Linked DNA regions of Homo sapiens: region 1 is linked to region 2. Evidence: chromatin contacts called from ENCODE Hi-C or POLR2A ChIA-PET data. All regions are on one chromosome and are shown on one strand. The core of a region is the stretch at or near the end of the contact, and the rest is flanking DNA. Distances in the headings are between cores, read along the strand shown.

Region 1 (7,053 bases), core at 2,132-4,631, 33 kb before region 2:
CATGGAGGTACACACCTGCAATCCCAGCTACTCAGGGAGGCTGAGGCAGGATAATCGCTTGAACCCGGGAGGCGGAGGTTGCAGTGAGCCAAGATCGTGCCACTGCATTCCAGCCTGGGTGACAGAACGAGACTCCATCTCAAAAAAAGAAAAAAAAAAAGAAAAAGGTGAAATGGATCTTAGAGGCCACCTTGTCTAAACTTCCACCTAGAGAGGAATATGAATAAAAACCCACTGAGCTAAATTCATTTCTTTTACATTATTCCAGGCATATCTCTTACACTGTGAATGTTGTTAAGTTGTAGGAGAGAAAAGTGCTGTAAAGGAATAAGGATATCCCTGCATTTTACCAGGTAACTATGGGTAAGTCCCTACTCTGGCCTTCAGTTTCTCTAGAGGTTCAATGAATACCATGCATCTTTGGGTTGCTGAAGATTCAATGCTGTATGAAAAGCACCTGATACTGAGCAAGTTACTAGATTTCCCCCTTCCCACCCTGAAAAATAAGCATCATGCTTTACATAAATACTGCATGCAAATATTCTATATGCAATATGCAAATATTCAAGACATTTTTTACAATGTTGGGTTTTGTCCTTGTCCCTAAGGGAACATATTAATGCAAAGTAAAACACTCTGTTCAATTCTGCTGGTTTAGATGATGGCTCATTCTCCCAGGAAGCTCTATTTTATAACCTGGTGTTAAACTTCATTAAATACAAATACTCTGGAGTTTATCATCCTTTATAGGAACCTAAGCTTCAGAATTACAACATTTCAAAGTTTGGGCTCCCTTATGTTTTAGAAAAGTAGAAATAGACTCTACAAGGGGAAGTGACTTGTGAAAGGTTACCACATGAGCTAGAAGCAATTGCAACCCCAGGTAAGCTAGTCATGTCTAGCCTGGGGCCTTTTCTCCAAATCAGCAACTCCTCATTTCTTTTCTTGGAAACTTAAGCTCCAGCATGCTGAAGTGTTTGCTCTTGAATTCTCTTACCTCTGGAAACCAGGAAACTCGATGGATTTTTGTCTTCTCACTTATTTGAGAAGATGCAGTTTGTTGAAAAGAGAATATATGTCAACAATCTGAGTTGGGTGTTTTATGCCAAACAGAGGATTCAGCGTGTTTTATGCCAAACAGAGGATTCAGCATGTTTTAGTGGGATTTGAACTGGAGTCCAAGCTGGGCACAGTCCTCTCTCTTTCTGCAACTAATGAGAAAGGAAGTAAAACATGCTCGACTGTAGGCAAAAGTCTCCTTTCTGTTGTACACACAGGGGAACAGGTGCCAGGCCATGGCCCTGACAGTTATGCAAATCAGTTGTGCAGATTTTAAAAACAAAAACAAAGGTAAACTGACTCTATCTGAGCATAACATTTTATGCAACATGAGCATAAATAACAAGATTCTTCGCTTCTTACTCTCTGGTACTCACGCAGGTGACAGCTTCGGCAGCACTGTGGGCGGAGCCATAACAGACTGGAGCTTGTGGGTCCGGCTTCTAAAGTTGCTCCTCCTGTGACCTTGGACAAGTCACACTTCCTCCTGTCTGATACCTCATCTGCTCTGTGGGGGATGTAGCTGCTTGCCTTTTTATAAGAATTAAATGAAAGACTGGAACCAAACATTCACTCCAATATCTTATTGCTACTCCAGGGCAGGAACCAGGCTCAGTGCTGTAGATGAATGTGATGGTCCTTTGCCCACAAGGGACCCCCCCACCCCCGCTGTACTGGGCACTCTCACTCCAGATTCTGTAATAGGTGTGCTCATCACGAATCCCAGCAAAGTCCTTGCAAAAGAGCACAGATGTGCAATGCAGGCATTTGCGATTCACTGAGATGAGGTGTTTGTTCGTTCTGGGCCCACATCAGAGACCTGGGTTTTGCAGCCATTGTGTTCTGGGGTCCATGAGCTGAAGAAGGGATTCTGTGAGTGATAGTCTGGTTTGCTTGAGCAAAGATCTGAGAATCTGCCAGGTAAGGTTTCAGACAGATTCCTGAAACTATTTTTAAGAAGAAGCTACTCTAGTAGTAAATGCTAAGTGAGTGTGTCTCCAGTGGGCAGGTCCTGGGATTGGCCTCCAAATGTGACAAGGAGACTTCAAGAGGCTATCAGGGGACATGGTGTTACAGTTAACATAAGCAGTACAGTGTTAGAGGATCTTGAAAGGCCCGGGCCTCCTCACTTCTATGGTGACACCAGAGAAGGCAACCAGGTTTAGACATCTCAGAGATCAAATGGTTCTATAATCACCCCCAAAAGGTGGCTAGAATGTTTTCTTCCAACCTGGAAAGTAAAATCCTAAATTCAGAAAAGACACCCCCCCCACCCCCCACCCCCACCCAGAGGCATCAGAACAGAAGGCTTGGGATGGGCTGTAGATGTCATCTGGACCATGTCTAATGTTCCAGGTGAGGAAACTGAGGAAGGAGGACTTGCAAGAGGACACACAGAGAGTTAGTAGCAGGGCTGGTTCTGAAACCCGACAAGCTGGAGAGAGTCAACCCCTGGAGATTGAGCTCTCTGAACACCAGCCAGTAGGGGGAGCTCCGTCTCACGGGTGGTGCTCAGTGTCTCCTGGCAGGGGACAGAGTGCCCTGGTTAGAAAGTGGGTTGAAGGCGCATCTGTAAATCCAAGGCTGACAGAGGAGGCCCTGTTGTCCTATATTTCTCCTCTGTAAAAGCCCCTGCCCACCCACCCCAACGAGTTCCTCCTGGGTCCCTGGGAACCATGAAAATTGTCCTGTCCAAGTTGAAGGCATAGAAGTGCCTCCTGAAACTTGTGAGTTTGTTACTCTCGGCTGGAACAATGATGGAGCATTACCTGTCTAAGCACTCTCAGGGAGAGCATTGGCAGAGTGGCTTCCGGGTTACGGGGAGGTGGAATTCAGAGTGGGCATAGGAGGGCATTTTTAACCAGAGAAACGTGTCCATTCACCTTTGCAGACATTTACTGAGCACCTACTATGTGCCGGGCACAGGACTTTCACCATCCCAGACAGCTAATCAATGCCACGGCGGACAACCTTCCTTCTGAATGTCAGCCGCCCAATCCTGGGCTTTGTGCTGGCTCTCTTTCTTCCTCACTCTCTTTCTTTCTTTCTTAAGCCACCAACAAAACTCTGACCTCTCCCCACACACACAATGCAGGCAGTCACTCATGCATTAACAACCACCAGGCCCCAAAGGTCGTTTCTATGACAACCCCGGGGTCCTTAATGACCCTGGCAGGCCAATGATTTTGTTTTGTTTGAGAGTGAAGGAATAATAAGTCAGTCCAACTCGCTCGGGCGCTCGCCTCTCTCCCCGTCGCCCCCCTCCGCCGCCTCCGCTGATATACTGTTCATTATCTGGCTGCTGCATCAGCTCCAGAGACGGGGCGGCAGCCAGCTCTGAAAGACAAGAGCCTGGCTGCAGACAAAGAGCTGTAAAGGACCGAGTGTGCCCTGCATCCAGGGCTGCCCGGGGTTCATTAATTCCATTGCCCGCTAGAAAGGAGAGTGGGAGCAAGGGCCCTGGGGTCCTTGGTTCCTAGAGTCCAATGGCACCAGCATGAACCCCAAATCACCGTGCAACTCTTCAGAAAGAAGCGTGTGTAGGGCCCTGTTGGGAGACCTCTCTACCCAGGAGGTGTGCCCAACTCGCCGCCAGCCAGCACAGCTCCCGAAGGCGAGACGTATCATTTTAATGATGGGTTGAACAAGGCAATTAATGTGCAGCCCCACCAGCTTCCATATGGATCATCAGTAACTCGGGAGGCTGGGCCTGATCACCCAGACAAAGGAGGGCAGCATGGCGTCCCAGCTGATTCCCGTCCACTGGCTCCGGTGGGGCGTTGCCCTCTGGGTTCTCCAGTTCCGGATTTCTGGTTCTACCCTGAGAAACTTCCTGGGGAGGAAGCTTTCATTGTCTTCTGATCTTGGGGCAAATAGGCCTCCAGCTTGTCACATTAATTTTCAAACGCGATGTTCGGCAGCGTGGGATTTTGCTAGCAGACACTTGGAATTATTTTTGTTGTGTGTGCACAACTGAAATCCCCTAGAATAAGTCATTATCCTCTTTAAAAAAAAAAAAAATCAGCTCCTACTGGCTGCCTGGTGGCCCAATCAGCTGACTCATTTTCCATCTTTCCCTGAAGTAATTAGCGTTTTCATTTTTCCCAACCTGCCTATTAGATAAACTCCAGGATCCCATTCAGTGGAAGCACATTTTTGTGAGTTGACTTGCCTCAGCCTCTCCCCAAGAAACAAAAGAAGAAATCTGGAGAAAGGCACAAAGAGATGTGTGATTTAGGCTCCTGTTCTCTGACATGGACTGTTTATTAATCAAGGAGATCGATAAAGGGGGGTGTGCTGTGGCCAGGGTAGGGGGGCACCGTGGGTGGACACCAGCATCAGCTGTTGACCCTAGCACAATAATGGAAAAGGGTATTTGGTCATTCAGTAAACAGTTACTGAGCACAAACCCTGGGGTGCAGAAACACAGTGCTGCTTTTAACAGTGGCAGCACCCGCTCATCCCATGCCCTCTCTAGGGTTCATTTCTCCTCTGTTGAGTGAGGGGCTGGCTCTAGATGAGAAGTGGAAAACTCTGGGGTTGCATGGGCCAGGAGACAGTGTCAATGGGGGTGTGCAGTGGGCCTGGGCATGAGGACTTGGGCAGGCTGGAGGGCATTGAAACTGTCTAAAATGGGCAGCCACAGGTCAGCTCCAGCACTTGCTGTGTTCCAGCATGTAAGGGCAGGATGGCCACATCTCCTGAGGGTTTCAAGAGAAGACAGAATTTGGAATTATTAAAACGTGAAATCTGCACATTTTTAGATGTTTTCAAGTAAATCTAATTTTTTAGAAGATTATGCTGGTCAAAGAAACACATTTGGATGAAGCAAGTGGTGCCAGGACCACCAGTTAGTTGCTGTGCTCTAGACTTTTGTGATTTCAAGTGCAGTTGAGTGAGCAGGTATAGCAGCAGCTGCTGGAAGCTTGCGAGGCATGAGGATTCTCAGACCTTGCCCCAGATCCCCTAAATCATAAACTGGATTCTCCCTATGCATGTTAAAGTTTGGGAGGCAATGCAGTGAACACTCAAGGTCTTTGAAATGGGCTGCGACAACTCTAGCATTTTCTCTGAGTACGGATTTGCTCACTGTACCTCCTGTGCACACCTTTCATTGCAATCCAGGTAAGAAAAAAGTCCCATCAGAGTATGAGAGACCAAAGTGTGTGGGCTCAGCCAAGGGGCCCTGGGGGCTTGTCTGTTCGAACCTCTTCCTCAGCAAGGGGAGAATTCAGCTGTCCAGTACAGAGAGCTGTTTATTCTCTTCTCCAGGAATGGGGCTGCTGAGTCTCATCATAAATGTAATATTTTTCCTTTCCTCATTTCCTATAATTTGCAGTCATTGGCACAACTGACCATGATTCTTTCCTGAAATTCCCTCCTCCATTGGGTCCTTCCTCCAATGGTCCCTGAACATTATCCTGGTTTGTAGCCCAATTATTCTAAAGACTTTAGTCTCCTCTTATGTTTCTCCTTCCTTCTCTAACATTCTAAATGCAGGCTGTTCCCAGATCTTCTGCTGTCTTTTTCTGTCTCCATCACAAGAGTGTTCCTCTAAGCACTTGGACTTCCAGATCCACTCTCTTGGCTTCCATCTCTCTGAGAGGCAGTGGTACTTTTCAACTGCTTGGTCCCACTTCAGGCTGAAATAATCAAGAAGGAAAACATCACCCTTGCCCTAGAGCTCATTCTACTCCTGGTTGCATGCTCACTTTTAGTAGCCTCATCACTCAGGTTCCAGACTGGACAACAGCCAGGCATAACAGAAGGAAGTGAAGTCTTTGCCTGGTGCCGACCATTCAGCCTAAGTTTCACGTGGACTACTCTAGGAGTAAGTGATCTACAAATTGACAAGTCAGCAAGTTGATTTTATGAGCTTACCTTGTTTTCAACTCTCTTATTATTAACATTTATTTTCCACCTTTCTCTGGTCCAAATCCAAAAGTTGCCAAATGTAGTTGATCTGACCTCCTGGATCTCTCTTGCCACATGCCACCTCTGTTGCCCTACACTGCATCCTCACCTGCGTTGCTGCAATCACTTCTAGGGTTGAGCCTTTCCAGGGACCTCCAGGTTACTCAGCCCAAGGAATAGTGCTAAATGAAACTCTGCTTGTTTAAAACCACCAATGTGCCCTCATGCCTCCTCAAGGAAGCCCAGAGTCTTCATCTTGACTTTCAAAGCCCTTCACAACATGACCTCAGTGTGTCCTGCATGCTTCTGCATCACACATGCCAGATCCTCCAGACAAGTGAAAGCTGTGAGTTTTCATGCTACCAGCTAGCCCAGGACACTTCCAATAGCTGGAATGTTCTCCTACTATCAAGTTCACCTAAACACCTGCAAGTTGGTTCTGGCTCCCTGAGGCAGCAGATATCTCCACTCCTCTGAGTTCAGTGCTACTTTGTTCCTTCCCCCTGTGTCACATCATGGCTATTGGTATTAGTCAGCTCAGGCTGCTATAACAAAATACCACAGACTGGATGAGTTAAACAACGGGGGTTAATTTTCTCACATCTGGAAGCTGGTAGTCCAAGAACAAGGTTCCAGCCAGTTCGGTGTCTGGTGAGGCTCTCTTCCTGACTTGCAGAGAGTCACCTTCTCACTTTCCTCAGTGCATGCTCAGTTTGGGGTGTGGGGTAGGGAGCACTCTCTGGTGCCTCTTCTTACAAGGACACTAATCCTATGGGATCAGAGCCCCAACTTTATGGCCTCAATTAATTTTATTTACTTCCTTAGAGCCTCCGTCTCCAAATACAGCCACACTGGGGGTTAGGGCTTCAACATATGAATTTGAGGGAAGCATAAACATTCAATCCATAACAGGTATCTTGCATTAGTTGTTTGTGTGTGCATCTTATTTCCCCTTCTAAGTCCTAAGCTTTCCAAGGACAGCATCTGTGTCTTGTATATTCAATGATACCATTCATATAATAGGTACTCAGCAAATATTTGTTGGATGAATTTGCCAACAAAGTCTCCACCACCCTCTTC
Region 2 (6,897 bases), core at 2,958-5,457:
AAACCTCCCCAGGCTACACTAGTTCACACAAGTGTCTCTGGCATTTATCAGACTCCTGTTATAAAATCTTGCACTTAACTTTTCTTCCATCATCTCATACCTGTTAAAATTTTTCTCTGTGTCTAACATGACATATAGAACCTTATTTATGGTGCGCTGTTGAAGAGGTTGTTTGAAGGTCACCAACATTCAAGAAGAAGTATCCCATTTTCTTCTACCACTTATAGTCCAATGTCTTCATTTTACAGACAGGGAAGCTGAGGCTCAAAGAGAGGATATGCTCTTGCTAAGGTCTACCTGAATTCACATAGTGAGTCAGTGATAGGGCTGAGGCTAGAGCCCCCAGCCCTGCAACTTCAATCCCCAGCCAATTCTGTCTTTTCGGGCCTCTCTTTGACAGATGGTTTTCCTCCGCATGGATGCCTCAAGTTCCTGAGAGCTCGACCCCATGGAAGGCAGTTTATGCAGTGCTGGGCAAAACCCCAGCTTCTTCCACCAAGCAAAAATTTGCTTTATTGCAGCCTCCATCCACTGATCCACCTTTGCCTCTTATTCATTTGTGTTATCTCACATTCATTCATTCATTCATTCATTCATTCACTTGTGCCAGGAGAATTAAATAAGAATGTCTTGCCCCCCAGAGTTGAGACAGTTGCACAAAGCATTAAATGCCTGAGTGAAATACTGAGCTCCAGGAGGGGAGGGGCCATGTCTGTGTTCTCTCCCTGTATCTCTAGGGTTAGGCCAGAGTGAGTAGCACTGCAAAAGTGCCAATCAGTACTTATAGAATAAAAAGACATAATGAATGATAGTGATATGAAACAGGAAAAGGATTGTAACAAAGAGAGACCAGCTAGTTGTGCTTATGTTTGGGTTGGGGAAAGGAACAGTCAAAGTGGGCTTTCCCAAGGAGGTGGCCTTTGAATTAGGTGGGAGAGGGGCTGGGGCTTCTGTAGACAGGGAAGTAGGCAGGGCCCAGCAGGAGCAGAGACAACACTCAAAGAACAGGGGATTCCTGGGCACTGATAAAACCTTCTGTTTGACGCGATCATAGGGCAGGAATGGGAGAAAGGAAAAAATGAGGCAACTAGAGATGACTGGGCCATGAGGGGGCCTTGAACCCTAAGCTAAGGTATCTGGAATTGACCTAAGGTGCAGGGGAGGCAGCACTGGGTTTCTACAAGGTGAGTGACAAGATCTGAGCAATGCTTTAGAAAGATCACCATGGTGACTATGTGTGGAATGCATCCGCCAGGCTCACGGTTCATGTGGGGACCCATCAGGAAGCTGGTGCAATTGTCCAGGTGAGAGATGATTACAGGGCCGCCAAAAGACCAATCATTTTCCAGTCGAGTGGTAATTGGGCATTCGAAACGCAATCCCAGGGTCACCAGTGTCCCCAACCATAACTTCCTCTCTGCTGCAGGCTCACCCTGCGTGAGCAGCTTAAGCAGCTTACAGCTAATCCTGTGCCGGCTCTCAGGCACCTTCCCAAACACCGTGGTGGCCAGCACCAGGTGGGCAGAGCTAGGCTTCTGCACGAGGACTCTAACATCTTTCTCAGACCTTCTCGGGGCCACCATTGGCCTCTGTACAGCCCCGAGCCTGCTGCATCAGGCCCCAGAGCATTCTCAACCCCTTTCCAGCAAGCTGGAGTGCAGGGCTGGCAACATTCTCCCCAAGATGGCCTCCCTGGCTCTCAGGCCCAAATTGATTAATCATCACTTGATTCCAGCTATCAGCTCTGCTGCAATTGGCATATTTATTTCTAATCAGCTCTTAAAAATGGCATCATTCAAAAGTGCTTAACCACATTACTTAATTCTCAGCCTGTATTGCTATTGATTTCAAATATTCTCCTCAAGATATGGCTCATCATTCAATGCAGAAGTCTGTTTATATAATAATCTTATCTGGTTACTAAAATCTGTGAAATCTCTTCAATTGCTTCTAATGCAAGATCGGAGGCTGGTTGCTAAATGAGTCAATTTTACTTTAATTTGGTTTATTTACAGTACATGTTTTAATGTTCCGCATTCCCGTCTTTCGCAGCAATGCTGAGAATAAAGGCAAACAGGTGAGGAGCGAGGCCTGTCCTTTTCTCAGTCTGCAGGAGTCAAGGCCGCTTGACTGAGCTCCCTGGCTCTGCGCGCCAGCAGAGAGCCTGCAGTGGTTCTCAAATGCCAGCAGCAACAGTGCAGTGCTATCAAAAGAGAACTGGAGGGGAGTCACACGGACTTGCTTCAAGTCTGCCATTCACTGAAGATGAGCAGGATGCTCGACATTACAGAGCCTCAGTTTCCCATCTGAGAAATGGGGATAATGTAACTAACATGCTTCCAGGTGTGTTAGGAAGACCACCCGTGACTCCAAGTTTACGTGCACACCATTGCTATTCCACACGTGAGAGTTCCCAGCTCCTTCGGCTTTCATGGCAAAACCTCAGGACCTGCCTTTCACCAGACAGTGCCTATGTCTCTTTGCCAATCTTGAGGGATGGCTCTTTGGAGCAATTTTTCTAGACACGGAGCTCTGGAATACAAAGAACAGGGGCTGACTCCTTTGGTGGATTTATCATACGGCAAAGTGAGCGCTCCTGGAAGACCAAGGATGTGACCCCACTGAGGCAGTCTGTGGCTCCCAGATCCAACATGCTTTAAATCATATCCTGATCGGGAACTTTCTTGAAGTCTCCCTCTGACACCTCTGTCCCTTCTCAAGTGTGCACACCAGTTTCCTGTCCCTATGGACCAGCTGGCTTAATCCTGACTCCTTCCATGGCTGCCCTAACCTCTCTATATCACAGATGTGGTCCCTACTCCCTTTGATTTGAGCCTACTGCTAGGTGACCATCTCTTTTTGTGTCTCTTTGATGAAATGCCAAGGGAGAAAATGTGATCGACCCAGCTCCTATGTGAGAGCCAGGCCCTCATGTCACTGGTTGTTGGTAGCCTATAAACTGCTGTCTATTCCTGGGCCAGTCACCTGTGTCCAGGGAGCAGAGACTAGGGTCAGTGGTAAAGAACCTGGCCATGCCTCCTCTGCAGAGTCTGGACTATGTCAGATTCTGGGCCAGGCTCTCGGGGTGCAATGTTGGGCCCCTAGCTTTGAGTTGCCCCTCACTTTGCTAGAGGGACTCCCACAGGTACACAAAGATGCCACAGCATGGTATGTGGGATGTCACTGGGCTTGGGAAGGAGATGGTGAGATGCTAAAGGAACTTGAGCTCTCCTATTCTTTCTGCCCCCTAAGGATGTGAGAGGAGCGGGAACCCCAGGGTACTGTCTGCATCTCCCCTTCACCAAGGCAGATCTAAGCAGCCCCCCTGCATGCAGGAGAGGCTCAGCCTGCCCCCTGATGCTGCAGCTCTCTCTTGGTCAGGTGTGAAAGCTGCCATTTCATGCTCATCTTCCCCAATTAACAACAGCTGGTCCTCTATAAAACCAACTGGTGAGATGGTTTGTTATTGGAAGACAATGCAACATCATTAGGCATTAATGGCTCCCAGCCTCGTTTACTGGGGCTGAGTTCGCAGGGTTAATGTGGCGAGATGTTGGGCCTCACCCTGCAGAGCTCCTCACTCCTCTTCCATTTTTAGGTGCTTTTTCAAACTTCATTTTCTGAATCATGAACTGGGAGGCGGAGTGAATGTGGTAGAAGGTCTTGATTTTCTGGAAGGGAAATGGTTCAGGAGAGGGTGAAGCCACCACTTAGAAAAAAAGAGATCATCTCAACATTTTAATTGATAGCAAACAATTCTGAATTCAGAAATGTTTAAGGAAATGTCTTTTTTGTATCTGGATTAATCAGTCTGTTTCCATCAGCAACTAGATAGGCACTCCTTTTCTTCCCTCTCTCTGACTATCCCTAGATAACCTCCTCTAGCTCATTTGAGAATTTTCATGCTCTCAGTTTGAAAGTTAAGAGGTGAGTCATGAGCTGCGTTCAGACAAGAGCCCTTTCACTGGTGATATAAGAGCTTGACTCAGAGAAATGATCTTGGACTGGCTGTGACCTCGAAGTCACACTAAACACAGGTGGCATTGAGAATAGCTTGGCTACGTTGAGTTCAAACTGGCCTGCTAATATGAAAATTTTATCATGTGCTTGTGTATTTCCTTGTGATTTAAAATCAAAGCCTTAGTCTGCATATTCCTCTTGATCTTACTAATCGTGGCCATTATGATTCCATAAGGAGAACTCCCCTTAAGTAAACAAATCAGAAATCTCCATAACAGTCATCCATTCTCTCAGCAAACATTAAGTGACTACCAGTTATATATACCAGGCTTTACTGACAAAAATATCTGCCACTCCCAACAAATGCAGAAAAACCAGATGAATCTCATGGCTTTTGTTAAAAAGAAAGTTTTCTATTTGTCCTTCCTTATTTCTTCCTCCCTTTCTTTTTTGCTTCCTTCCTTCTTTCTTTCCTTCTTTTTTCTTTTCCTCTGTGTTTATCCCTTCCTTCCTCTCTCTCTCACTACCTACCTTTCTTATTTCCTTTCCTTCTTTTTTTCTTTATTTTGTTCCCCCTTTACTTCGGATATGGTTTGGATCTGTGTCCCCACCCAAATCTCATGTCGAATCATAATCTCCAGTGTTGTGCATGGGGCCTGATGGGAGATGATTGGATCATGGAGAAGGATTTCTCATGACTGGTTTAGTACCATCCCCTTGGTGCTATTCTCTTGATATTGAGATCTGGTTGTTTAAAAGTGTGGGACACATCCCTGTTCTCTCTCTCTAGCTTGCTCCTGCTACCACCATGTAAGAGGTGCCTGCTTTTTCTTTGCCTTCTACCGTGATTGTAAGTTTCCTGAGGCTTTTCCTCAAGAAGCTGAGCATATGCCAGCATCATGCTTTCTGTACGGCCTGTGGAGTCATGAGCCAATTAAACCTCTTTTCCTTATAAAGTACCCAGTCTCAGGCATTTCTTTATAGAAAAGTGAGAATGCACTGATACACTTTCCTCTCTTCCCCCCTCCCTTTCTCCATCCCTTCCTTCCTTCCTTGCTTACTTCCTTCCTTCTTTCCTTCCCTAAGATTTCCCAAGCATTTATACTTGCTGTATACTTGATTAAGATTTAGTTTCTATGCTAAAGAAACGAGGAATTTATCATCTGCATAGAGTGGCCAAATGACATCTCTTACCAAGAAGAAGCCCCAAAGCCAGGGTTCCCAAATCCTAGTCCAGGAGAAGCCCCAAAGCCCCAAAGCCAGGATTCCCAAATCCTAGTCTGGGAGCCCTGGGTCAGCAACCAACTCTTCTGGCATGAAGTTTGGGCAGAGATCTAGGGGTGAGCCAGCAATGGTGGGCAAAGCCCCTGGCCTGAAACACTACTTCTAGATCTTTCTATGTTTACTCCCCTATTCCCTTGGTGTTTAAGCAAGTGAATCCTATCTCAACTCTGCTAAGGGTATCAACAAGGAAATATGAAATCTATCCCTGGCCAATTCTATCAGGAGAGCAGCACCCCTAGAACCAGCCTGGTATGGCAACACCCACCCCCAAGGAGAAGGGGAAACTTGGGGCCCCCTTCCAGGACCACTTGATCCAGTCCCTGTAAAGTGCCTGGAGTGAAGTTGCAGCCCTTGTGGGTTTGCGTTAATGAAAGAGGACAATCCTTCTCCTAGACCCTGAGCAGAAGTCGATTAAAAGGACTCATTGTCTGTCCCACTCATGAGATACTTAATCAAACCATGCCATGAGCACTCACATTTATTACCTTCTTGTGTTGTTCTCTAATTTTCCCTGGGAAGAAGGGTTAACCTCTAACTATGTGCTCCCCAGGGAAATAAATAGAGTCATATCTACATTTACTTTATGTCTAGAAACCAAAATTAGGACATACATTGTGGCAAAGGATTGCTGTACCCTTTCCGAGAAAGGGAAGCAATTTAGAAAATTCAGTAGTTTAAACAACAACAATATTGGGATGTAGGGCAGTCAAGTGACTTAATAGCGACTTGGGATGTCTTCCCAGCTTTTCCACTTGCTGTGTGACTGCAGGTAAGGATCCCACCTCTCTGCATGTCAATTTTCTGTTTGAAGGTGGACTGTTCTGGAGAAGAGAAGGTTGCCAGGATCATAATTCCCTGCCCCTCTCTACCTCCAGGATTCACACCTGAACCCAAGCCCAGCAAACAGCCAGGCACCCAGGAGTCCCTCAGCAAGTATGTTACAAGTGAATGCATGAAAAACAGCAGTTTATAAGTGACAGACGTACTCCAAGCGGCCACCCTGTGACCCAGGCTCTTTGCAGTAGGACTTTTGGAAATTCTTGCTAGACACGTCTTCGTCTAGATGCTGATTTCCTGCAAACCAGCTGACCTGTATTTACAGTATCCACATTTGCTTTGGAAAAAATCCAAATGTCCACTTAACTGGGCTGGAGGCCAGCATAATCTTCCTATATTGTTTGTAACCATGAGATTAATGGTGGGCCTTGGTCCGAACCTTCTGGTGACATCATTCACCTAGGGATGTCTCTTTGGTGCAGATTACAATAATGGATTCGACATTGCTGTGGCTGTCCTCCTGCTCTGTTTTAGGAGCCTGGGCTTCTTCAGAGAGGCAGCCTGGGAGACAGAGTGGCATCATCTTAGAGATAGGCTATGGTGAGGGCTAAGATCCAAACACCTTTCTCCTGCGTACCAGCTGCGTGACCTTAGGCAAGCTGCTTAATCTCTTTGAACCTCAGCTTTCCCATGTATAAGCATCATAGCTCTTCATGAAATTATTGTGAGGATTAAATAAGTGTTTCATAAATGCTTGTTTTCTACCCATTGCTACACATGCTCATTCACACATTTCTGTTACCAGTGGGAAGATGGTTGAGTGGTTCATCTGATGTTGAAATAGGACATGGGTAACAACTAAACCACAGCAATAAT

What was found. Hi-C counts contacts between places; a loop is a spot of excess contacts on that map. ChIA-PET counts read pairs that join two places held with the same protein, here RNA polymerase II (POLR2A).
Region 1: a map of IMR-90 shows a loop between it and region 2 (4-fold over the local background). The contact joins two enhancer-like sites. A Hi-C loop is called at or near these places in 1 of 168 maps with a recorded cell type or tissue (IMR-90) and 1 of 37 single-sample maps with no recorded cell type. POLR2A ChIA-PET finds 5 or more read pairs at or near these places in 1 of 52 experiments (SK-N-SH).

What each region holds. Positions count from the first base shown.
Region 1 is chr10:78,653,248-78,660,300 of GRCh38, reverse strand. It overlaps LOC105378379 (a long non-coding RNA gene), which reads left to right. Exons shown (of 5, transcript XR_946100.2): 3 at 269-353. Among named protein-coding and RNA genes, the nearest start is that of LINC00595, 390 kb to the right of the region's middle. Within about 2 kb of position 3,381, at least 4 of the 41 ENCODE cell types and tissues checked have a DNase peak (open chromatin) inside an H3K27ac peak, as active enhancers do.
Region 2 is chr10:78,621,126-78,628,022 of GRCh38, reverse strand. No RefSeq gene overlaps it. Among named protein-coding and RNA genes, the nearest start is that of LINC00595, 360 kb to the right of the region's middle. Within about 2 kb of position 4,207, at least 3 of the 41 ENCODE cell types and tissues checked have a DNase peak (open chromatin) inside an H3K27ac peak, as active enhancers do.